2 separate regions of the Homo sapiens genome follow, and region 1 is linked to region 2. Evidence: read pairs that join two places in POLR2A ChIA-PET (ENCODE). Cell type or tissue: Panc1. All regions are shown on one strand. Links, peaks and the distances in the headings refer to the core of each region. The heading gives the core; the rest is flanking DNA.

Evidence for each region. ChIA-PET counts read pairs that join two places held together with the same protein. Peaks named below come from ENCODE experiments on the same cell type or tissue, not always from the same donor. Only the 100,000 strongest peaks of a DNase experiment are listed, where the experiment ranks them.
Region 1: POLR2A ChIA-PET joins it to region 2 with 20 read pairs; 4 of 35 experiments call an interaction of 5 or more read pairs at or near these places.

The regions. Positions count from the first base shown.
Region 1 is chr2:233,301,901-233,304,814 of GRCh38, reverse strand. No RefSeq gene overlaps it. Among named protein-coding and RNA genes, the nearest start is that of SAG, 4.5 kb to the left of the region's middle. In Panc1, for the core only: no CTCF peak of the experiment used is centred there; no DNase peak of the experiment used is centred there.
Region 2 is chr2:233,412,324-233,415,237 of GRCh38, reverse strand. The region is part of intron 3 of DGKD (diacylglycerol kinase delta); the gene reads right to left. Among named protein-coding and RNA genes, the nearest start is that of DGKD, 59 kb to the right of the region's middle. In Panc1, for the core only: no CTCF peak of the experiment used is centred there; a DNase peak (open chromatin) is centred at 1,455; H3K4me3 peaks cover 647 bases; H3K27ac peaks cover 2,374 bases.

The DNA.
Region 1 (2,914 bases), core at 268-2,767, 110 kb after region 2:
TGGGGTTTACTAGATTAAAAGACGCTAAGACACTCGAGACCCAGATGTCATGTGCAGCCCCAGACTGAATACACAACTGGTCAAAAAGGATGTGTAGGACATTTTGGGTTCATTGGGAAAATCTGACTATGGTAAAATGCCTGGAGTAGAAAGGTGAGAGATTGTGACAGAACCAACAAGACTGCAGAATGGTGTGCTTAGCATGTCCACGTTTTGCAAACACACAGAGACTATGTATTTGTGTATACATACATATATGTACATTTACACACACATGCATATACACACAAGCATATTTACACACATACATGCAGGTTCATATGCATGCTATACCTATGCATACTTTGCAAGAATACACCTTAAGCTAACATTGGTAGTTAAAGGTCTCTCATTACCTTGTAATGAAATGGTAGGCTTTGTTTCAATTTTCTTGTCTATAATTTTTCACATTTTCTCCTATGACCATTTACTGCTCCTATAATAGAAAGGTTAAAATACAAAACTGTGTTATATAAGTGAGGTGTGGTGGCTCACGCCTGTAATCCCAGCACTCTGGAAGGCTGAGGCTGGAGGACGGCTTGAGCCTGGGAGGTTGAGGCTGGAGTGAGCCATGATCACACCACTGTATTCCAGCCTGGGCAACAGAGCGAGTCCTTGTCTCAAAAACAAACAACAAAAAAACAAACAAACAAAAAACAATAAATAGGGCCAGGCACAGTGGCACACACCTGTAATCTGAGCACTCTGAGAGGCAGAGGCAGGTGGATCACTTGAGCACAGGAGTTTGAGAACAGCCTGGGCAACATAGTGAGACCCTATCTCTATAAAAAGTAAACAAAATTAGCCAGGCCTGGTGGTGTGTGCCTGTGGTCCCAGCTACTTGGCTTATGCCAGAGGATTGTTTGGGCCTGGGATGTTGAGGTTATAGTGAACCGTGAGCATGTCACTGTATTCCAGCGTGGGCAAAAAAAAAATTGCTGTGGCCGGGCACGGTGGCTTACACCTGTAATCCCAGCACTCTGGGAGGCCGAGGTGGGCGGATCACCTGAAGGTCAGGAGCTTGAGGCCAGGCCAACATGGTGAAACCCTGTCTCTACTAAAAATACAAAAAAAAAAAAAAAAAAAAGCTGGGCATGGTGATGTGTGTAATCCCAGCTACTTGGAAGGTTGAGGCAGAAGAATCACTTGAACCCAGGAGATGGAGGTTGAAGTGAGCCAAGATTGTGCCACTGCACTCCAGCCTAGGCAACAGAACCAGACTCCAACTCAAAAAAAAAAAAACAAAGGGGAAAAAATGACTAGGGTGCTTCTTTCAGTGTCCCCATCAGAGGGCTGCCCTGAGCTGAGGCTGCAGGACCCAGGCCCAGTTTGCAGCTGTGAGTGCTTCCAGATTCCCCCATTCTCCTGCTGCTTCATCGTTCCCGGCTGCTGGAAGGCACAGATCTGCAGATCTTAGTCACTGCTCTGCCAATGCCGTGCAGGTGGGGAAATTTGGGTGGACTGGATGACAGATCTCACTCTTTTTGGAAATGTTATTCCCAACTCTTGGTCTGTGATGATTTTTTCTCTTCTTGGTGGAGAAATGAGAAAAATAAGGACACTCTTGTAGTTTTTCTGGGAGCCAAACTTATTCAATATAAAGGACTGTCCTTTTGAGATTATGAGCTTTTTAATTTTTTGGTATTAAAATATCCTTCTTCAGCCAGGCATGGTGGCTCACGCCTGTAATCCCAGCACTTTGGGAGGCCGAGGCGGGCAGATCACTTGAGGTAAGTAGTTCGAGAGCAGCCTGGCCAACATGGTGAAACCCCTTCTCTACGAAAAATACAAAAATCAGCTGGGTGTGGTGGTAGGCGCCTATAATCCCAGCTACTTGGGAGGCTGAGGCAAAGAATCACTTGAACCTGGGAGGTGGAGGTTGCGGTGAGCCGAGACTGCATTCCAGCCTGGGTAACAGAGTTATACTCTATCTCAAAAAAAAAAAAAAAAAAAAAGGCATTGTTCTTCTTCTTGCCCTCTATCTTTATTGAGATATATATATATGAAACGGGTGAATTTTGAAATAGTGACAGACATAGATGAGTGCAGGCAGATACATATAGAGAGGTAAAATATATCTATTTAATAACCAACAAAATTCACCCATTTTGAGTGTACAGCTTGATGAGTTTTGGTCATCATATACATTGTGTAACCATCACTGTGATCAATTCCACCACTCCCCAAAGTTCCCTGTACCCATTTCCATCAACTCCTCCATTCACGCTCCTGCCCCAGGCAATCACAGATCTGCCTTCTGTCATTAGCTCTGCATTTTCTACAATTTTATTATGAAATTTTAAAGCACAGAAAAGTTAGAAGAACAATACAATAGACACCCACACAGTCAACTTCAAGACTTGACACTTAACACTTTGCTGCCTGCAATCCTCTGTGTCTATCTCTGTTTTTTTCCTTTTTAACTATTTGAACGTACATGCAGACATCACGACATTTTACCCGTATTTCAAAATGCAGCTCCTAAGCATAAGGAGAAAAATGTCCTTTCTTTTTATGAAATAATAACCAAGAGTATATGGTAGTTTAGAAAAAAGTCCTTACTTGGCAAACATTAAAAGCTGGCAATCTTCCCCTAGATTTATTTTTGCGAATTACTGGTCTATGAATTCTCAAAGTCTGGGAACCAGTGGCTATAGCATGCTTGTTTCTCTGGGGTTGGCTTCCAGTGAGACAATGCTATGAACCCTGTGTTTCATCTCCAAACACTAAACACAGCAGCCGGCTTGCGGGGCAGGGGAGGTGGGGGCGGGGTGGAGACATCCAGCTAAGAGGCTTATGGGCTTTGGGGTGGGGTTGTCGTCTTAAGGGTTTACTGGGGCACATGCACGAGGAAAATGGGTACACTCTGCTAAAC
Region 2 (2,914 bases), core at 185-2,684:
GTCCTCCAACTTTTCTGTGCTTTAGTCTGAAAGCTCAGCTGTCTGGGAAAACAGCCATGTCTCCTGACAAGGTCTAACTGTTACCTGTGTGAGGGTGCTCTCAAGTTTTGCTCTTGGCAAAGAACTAGGCCAGCAGGGACAGAGTCCAAAGTGTGGGTCCAGCATGTACCTGTAGTCTCAGCTACTCGGAAGGCCAAGGCAAGAGGATTGCTTGAACTCAGGATCTCCAGACCGGCCCAGGCAACACAGCAAGACCCCGTCTCTAAAAAATACCCACACACACAAAGAATGGGCCCTTCCAGCCCCTTACCAACTCCCTCAGACTGGAAGGTCAGGATGCCAAATCAGCCCCAGGTCAGTGTACAGACAAAAATGGTTCACTGCTCACTCTGAAAAGAGATGGCCTCATTCCCCAGCCAATCCACCTGCAGGATGGAAGGGCAGTCATCTTCTCTCCCCCAAAACTAACTCTAAGGAAAACATCTATAAACACACTACTATTGCACTTCTTGAAAAAACATACCTGAAACAACCTGAAGCTTTCAATTCTTCTAATTGTGAAGCAAAAGTACAGGACCGCAGAGACAAGGTCCTGTACCACAGGACCCAGGACCACGATACCTGAGACATTTCTCTTCCAAGTGTCACAGTCATCACATTGTAATGTCAGGAGCTGGGGCCACAAGACAGTTGGCCAAGTCACCTCATCCAAGGCATGCCGTGGTCTCCCCCTGGAGGGAGGGATGGAGTGCCTGCCTGGTGACCCTGTGGTCTGGCAGAGCTGTGTTTGCTATCACATGAACTCAGCACTCTGCTTAACAGGAGAGACTACAGGTCCATGAGCGGCACAGCTGTTGTTCTAAGTTTCCCAGCTTTGATAAGGGAGCCCCTGATTCCCAAGCCCAACCTCTACGGCTGCTGCTGGTGCACAAAGACCCAGTCCCCTTAGGATGCAAAGGATAAGTGGGCACAGACTCCTTCCAGATGCTGGGGACCTGAATGCAGTCTGTAGCCACAGCAGTCATGTCCTGAAAGAGAGAGGCCCAGTCCAAACTACCCTGTTCTTTTTTAACTCCCTGGCTGATTCATGTGTTTGCTCCAGGGGCTGTCATTTGTAATCTGTCCAGGAAAGGGCATCTCAGACCACATTCCCAGTCAGGGAATCATATACAAGGTCAAGAGCCTCCTGGAATTGTCCTCCCTCATCTAGAACCCCCGCTTCCTAATTTTATTTGGATGCTCAGAGGTGGTTTATCCCTTTCCACTAACCAAGCTTACAATGGCTTTCCTTATTCCTCTGATACTTCAAGTACATTGTAAAAATGAAAAGAAGTAATTCCAACTATAGGTTTTAATATTTTAAAAGACCAAAAAAGGTTGAAAATATTTTTTCCATTGGCAAGCCCTGACTCAGAGGGTCTGTGTACCAGTGCTGGGCACATAGCCAAGAATTTGAAGAGCCACCGTGGGAGGGCACGGCATGCAGGGCAGCCACAGCCTGCCAGCCTGACTCAGCCAGCTCCCGTCACAGCACAGTGACGACACGGTCCCATGTGGACGGGGGGAGACAAAAATGCTTCCCAGAGGTGCCAAGGAATAGAGATACAGCAACAACAAATCAATTAACCCCACAGGCATTTACAGTGTGGCTATTTGGTGCCAGGCATGGTTCGGGGGCGCTGGGATGAAAACAGATCAACAAGCCCCATGATATCCCTTCTCTCATAAAGTTTCTACTTCTCCATCCAACAGACATAAATCAGAGGGAAAAGGAAGAGAATGCAGAAAATGTCACTGCAGACACAAGAAACAAAAAATCTGAACATTAAAAAAAAAAAATCACAGGGTATTATCAAAAACTTTACCCCAAAAAAACTGCATACCTACATCATTTCACTGGTAAACTCTAGCAAATATTTCAGAAAGAACACCAAGCTTACACAAACTTTATCAGAAAACAGAGGCGGGGTAACACTGACTCACTACATATATATGTATTTTTAGTAGGGATGAGGTTTCACCATGTTGGCCAGGCCAGTCTTGAACTCCTAGCCTCAAGTGATCCACCTGCTTCGGCCTCCCAAAATGCAGGGATTACGGACGTGAGCCACCACATCTGGCCTGACTCTCTATTTTTTAAAGTACCAAAACCTGACAAAGGCAGAAAGGAAGAAATGAGGGAAGAAAGGGAGAGAAATAAATTACAGATCAATACCTTCATGAATATTGGTGCAACAATCCTTAACAAAATAATGGCAAATTGAATCCAACAATAAATAAAAAACATATTATGAGCAAATAGGGTTTAACCCAAGAATGAAAAGTTGTCTTAAATTTGAAAATCAACCAATTTAATTTGCCCTTTTAATAATATAAAGGAGAAAAAAACCATGTGTTCACTTCAATAAATGCAGAAAAGCATTTGACAAAATTCAACACCCATTAATAATTAAAACTGTCAGCGATCAAGTAAAGAACATCCTCAAACTGATAAAGGATACCTACAAAAAGCCTACAGCTAACATCACATTTAATGATGAAAACCGAACTGTTTCATGTTAAGACTGGAAAAGGTGGAAGGATTCCTGCCTTCGCTACTCCTATTCAACACTGTACTGGAATCTTAGCCTTTGCAATGAAGCAAGAAAAATAAATAAAAGGCATGTGAGTCAGAAAGGAAGAAGTAAAGCTGTCCCTATTTGCAAATGATACAACTTTATATAGAACTTTCTAGGGAATCTACACAATGACTACTAGAATTAAACAAGCAGTATTTTGCAAGGTCACAAAATCCACTGTATTCTTATATATTAGCAGCAAACAGATATAAAATGTTTATAAATTCCATTTAGTTAATAAAAATAAAAACATAAATTACATTGAAATGAATCTAACAAAAGACGTTAAAGACATC